2 separate regions of the Homo sapiens genome follow, and region 1 is linked to region 2. A link is a loop called in an ENCODE intact Hi-C map of the cell type or tissue named here. Cell type or tissue: PC-3. All regions are shown on one strand. Region 1 overlaps DCLK2 (doublecortin like kinase 2). Region 2 overlaps DCLK2 (doublecortin like kinase 2).

The links. A loop is a pair of places that touch in the nucleus more often than their neighbours do. Peaks named below come from ENCODE experiments on the same cell type or tissue, not always from the same donor. Only the 100,000 strongest peaks of a DNase experiment are listed, where the experiment ranks them.
Region 1: it touches region 2 in a loop (2.0-fold over the local background); 3 of 110 quality-filtered maps call a loop at or near these places.

What each region holds. Positions count from the first base shown.
Region 1 is chr4:150,143,895-150,146,394 of GRCh38, reverse strand. All of the region lies in intron 2 of DCLK2 (doublecortin like kinase 2), which reads right to left. Among named protein-coding and RNA genes, the nearest start is that of DCLK2, 67 kb to the right of the region's middle. In PC-3, a CTCF peak has its summit at 1,084; no DNase peak of the experiment used is centred here; H3K27ac peaks cover 1,341 bases.
Region 2 is chr4:150,093,668-150,096,167 of GRCh38, reverse strand. All of the region lies in intron 1 of DCLK2 (doublecortin like kinase 2), which reads right to left. Among named protein-coding and RNA genes, the nearest start is that of DCLK2, 16 kb to the right of the region's middle. In PC-3, no CTCF peak of the experiment used is centred here; no DNase peak of the experiment used is centred here.

The DNA.
Region 1 (2,500 bases), 50 kb before region 2:
TAAAGCACTGAATCTGAAATTTGTGCATACAAATAGCTGAGGACTTTGTGAAATTGTAGACTCTGAATTCAAGAGAGCTGAAGTTGAACCTGAGATTTTGCATTTCTAAAAACTTCTAAGTAATGCTGACGTGGGCCCATGGACCAGACCTTGAGTGGTAAAGCTCTAAAACACATGCAAAAATAAATAAGTAAAACACATGCTACTTTTCTCCTGCAGATCTTGTCATAGTAAATTACTTTCTTGGGTGAGGTATTTTACTGGTTTTATCTCAGAATGAGTCAAGGGCCCTTAATATCACCAATGGCAGGAAATCAGATGGCCTCCAGCACTTAAAGATGAACAGGAGGCTAGGAGGCAGGAAATTGTTTTGCTCAAAATTTTATTTCCAAATATTATTTGAATAAATCAATTTGCTTGTGAAGCTGCATAAGCTCTTCAGAATCAGCAGTGTTTGAAACTGATAGTTTCTGTGTTTTTGGTAGAATATTCTCTTTTTATAAAAAGCTTTGATACTCTACATTTTTGAGAGTCATTCCATAACTATTTCTGTGAGTTATTACAGAAGAAATACAAGCTTTGCAGCCAAAAAGATCAGGAGCTGGCATTCCAACTCTAAGCACATAGTAGTTGAGTGGTCTCAGAGAAACTGATGTTCAAAGGGGTTAAGTTACGTTGCTATCAATCAAACTGGGCTAAGGCAACCTACCTCCTTAAATGTGTCATGAGAACTAAGTGAAATAACAGATCTAACCACCTAATGCAATGACTGCCACATGGTAGGTACTCTTAATTGTTTATCATCCCTCTTCCCTTAGCATTGAGAAAAATTACTTCCTACAATGTCAGTCTGACTCAAGTGGCAAAAGTAAATAAGAAAATACTTTCTGCCAACACTTGGGCTTTAAAAAAGTATTAAAGTGTTCAAGTAGTAACAGTTTAACATTTACTCAACACCTATTAGGGGACTAGGCAATGTTGGGGAACCTTTTTATTATCATCATCTTTTACATGTAAGAAAACAGAAAGATTAAAAAACCAGCCCAAGATCCCAACACTGCAACTCCATAGTTTGCTCCCTTAACAACTGACAGACAACTTGCCTCCCAGTAAACCCTGGGGGTGATGCCTGGTAATGCAGAGGAAATCAAAGGCAACCCCAGGGAGAGAGTGAAAGTCAAGAGTCACCATTCCTTGAAAGATTTTCAGAAATCAAAGTTTTACTTTCAAGCTGAGAACCAAATCAAGAACTCAATTCCATTTACAATAGCAACAAAAAAATAAAATAACCAGTAATACATTTAACCAAAGAGAGGAAAGATCTCTACAGGGAGAAAACAAAACAGTAATGAAAGAAATTGTCAACAATACAAAAGGAAAAACATCTCACTCTCATGGATTGAAAGAATCAACATCGTTAAAATGACCATACTGCCCAAAGCAAACTACAGATTCAATGTAATTTCTATCAAATTATCAACATCATATTGCGCAGAATTAGAGAAAACACGCTAGGCATTGTGGCTCACTCCTATAATCCCAGCACTTTGGGAGGCCAAGGCAGGAGGATCTTGAGCCCAGGATTTTGAGACCAGCCTGGGCAACATGGTGACGTCTCATCTCTACAAATAATCTTTTTAAAAATGCAGGTGTGATGGCACATGCCTGCAGTCCCAGGTACTTGGGAAGCTGAGGTGAAAAGATCACTTGAGCCCAAGAGTTTGAGGCTGCAGTGAGCTGTGATCATGCCACTGCACTCCAGCCTGGGCAACAGAGTTAGACTCTGTCTCAAAACAAAACAATCCTAAAGCTCGTATGGAGCCCAAAAACCCCCCAATCAGTCAAAGCAATCCTATTCAAAAAGAACAATCTGGAGGTATCATGTTGCCTAACTTCAAATGATACCACAAGACTATAGTAACTAAAACAGCATGGTACTGGTACAAAAATATGCACACGGATCAATGGAACAGAATAGAGAACCCAGAAATAAAGCCACATTACCTACAGACAACTGATATTCAACAAAGTTGACAAAAATAAATGGGAAAAGGACACCCTATTCAATGAATGGTACTGGGGAAATTGGCTAACCATATACAAAAGAATAAAATTGGACCCCTATCTTTTACCATATACAAAAATTAACTCAAGATGGATTAAAGACTTAAATGTGAGACCTGAAATTATAAAAAATCCTAAATAAAACCTAGGAAAAACTCTTCTGGACATTGGCCTAGGCTTGACTAAGCTTGAAGTCAATTCTGATGCCAACAAATATTAAAGAATTTATGACGAACACCCCAAAAGCAAATGTAACAAAAATTAAAATAGACAAATGTGACTTAATTAATCTAAAAGGCTTCTGCACAGCAAAAGAGAGAATCAACAGAGTAAACAGCCAACCTACAGAATGGGAAAAAATATTTGCAAATTATGTCTCTGGCAAACGACTAATATCCAGAATCTATAAGGAACTCAAAACAGAAAAAAAAAACAA
Region 2 (2,500 bases):
TAAACCCCTCTGGAAACCAACTCCTTCTACCCTGCCTTCTCTCGTTTCTTCCCGGATTAGAGTAGTAAAGAGCCCCATGTCTGGGCCTCACCCTCCACACAGCTGTCACAAGTTTTTAAAAAATGTATATTTGATTTTCTTGTCTCTCTACTGCCCTTAGAACAAAGGCCAAACTCTTCAGCACATCACACACTTCCAGCCTCATTTCCCACCACTTCCCTGCAGGTTCCTACATTAGTGTCATATCAGCATGCTTGCAATTTCCTTTCAAACTTCTCATACCCTCTTTATTCTCATTCCTTCTTATACGCCGGAAATAACCTTCCTCCTCTCTCCTTGTCTCTCTTCCACTGACCCTTCAAGATTAAGCACCTCTGGCAAAGAGTTTAGTAAAGCAATAGGAACCTTCATACACTGAAAAGCTTTTAAATTGGTTAAATCACTTAGGAAAAACTGATTGGTTCAATCACTTAGGTTGGCATTATCTAGTGCTAAGTTAACAACACACATCCAATGACCCAGAAATACACTCTAGGAAAACAGCCTGGAGAAACTCATTCACATAGACACTCTATATACACACACATGTTCATAGGAGCATTGCTCAACAGCCAAAGATCAGAGTCGGCCCACATGTCCAACAAGAGAAAGGGTACACAGATTGTGGTGAGGTCACTAATGAACTACTACATACTAATGAAAATGAACAAATGAGAGCTATATGCAACAACTTGGATGAGTTTTATAAACAATGGTGAGCAAAAGATGACAAAAGAATATGTGTGCTATGATTTAATTCATACAGAGTTTGAAATGGAAAAAGTAAACTATATCGATTAGGGATGCCTTCATAGGCGGTAAAATCATGAAGAAAAGCAAGAGCCAGGCTGTTGTTGCCATGGGAGAGAGAAGACTTGTAAATGGGAAGGGACACAGGGAGAGCTTCTCAGATGCTGGCAATATTCTATTTCTTGACATGACTAGTAGTCACAAAGAGGTTCACTTCATAATTCTGGCTGCGTGTGTTTTATGAACTTTCTATAGGTATATTATAGTTGAAAAATAAAAATTATGTCACTCCTCACTCTTTTTGTACTGAGCTTACAATATATTAATTTCTCATAATTACAATTTATTTGTTTCTGCTAGTGGTTCTTAGTGGAGAATTTCTTTAAAAATCAGGTGATTTTGTTGCATAAGTACAGACACCCAAGCCTCACCCCAGTTCAACTAAGCCAATCACTGGAAAGTGAGAGTGAACTGAACATGTGGGTAAGGTGTTTTGATTTCACAAATGACTCTGAAAACAGTCCCTGGTTACAAGCCACTGTCTAGACTAGAAGCTCCCTCAAAAAACTGACTGTACCTTCTTCATATTACCAACACCTAGTACAGGACCTGGAATACAACAGGCACTTAAAACATGTTTGTCAAAGTAATGAAGAAAATGCGTATTTCCAAAACAGACTTACACATTTCATGGTTTGCATTTGCATTGCATCCAGGCAAAATAAGCACATAGTGTTACAGTTTACTTAGAATGACTTTGGGAGGCTCAGGGTCAGGCTCCTGAAGGGCCTCATGCATGGTCTGAGACACTCGTAGGTCATGTCAGTCCATCAAAAGTCAACTGAAGGCATCTACGGGCACTAGCAGGAGATGAAGACACCAAGTACCTACCAGTATCTTTTCCATTTCAGACCATTAAAACACCAAGAGTCCAAGCGCACTTTGTAGTCTAATGAATGTGATATGCCTTTTAATCAATGGAATATGTATTTACATACTCTTTTTTAAACAGTTGAAGCACAGTAATCTCTCTACATTTAAAATCTCCACTGTTAGATATTAACCCCTTGTCAGACATGTTATCTGCAAACATTTTCTCTCATTCTGTAGGTTGCCTTTTCACTCTGTTGATTTGTTTCTTTTGCTGTGTAGAAGCTTTTTAGTTTGATGTAGTCCCACTTGTCTATTTTTACATTTGTTGCTGGTACTTTTGGTGTGATACTTGAGAAATCATTGCCAAGACTAATGTCATGAAACTTTTCCCTTATGTTTTCCTTCTAGGAGTTTCAGATCTTATATTTAAATTTTTAAATTATTTTGAGTTGGTTTTTATGTATAAGGTTCCAGGTTTCAGTTTCATTCTTATGCATGTGGATATCCAGTTTTCCCAACACCATTTGTTGAAGAATCTGTCCTTTCCCCATTGTGTATTCTTGGCAACCCTGTTGAAGATACAGCTGACCATACATATTTGAGTTTATTTCTAAGCTCTTGGTTCTGTTACATTGTTCCATGTGTCTGTTTTTATGATAGTATCATAATGTTTTAATTACTGTGTCTTTGTAATATATTTTGGAATCAGGAAATGTAATGCCTTTAGTTTTGTTCTTTTTTCTCAAGATTGATTTGGCTATTTGGATATTTTGTGGTTCTGCATGAATCTTAGGTTGTTTTTCTATTTCTGTAAAAAATGCCATTGAGGCTGGGCGTG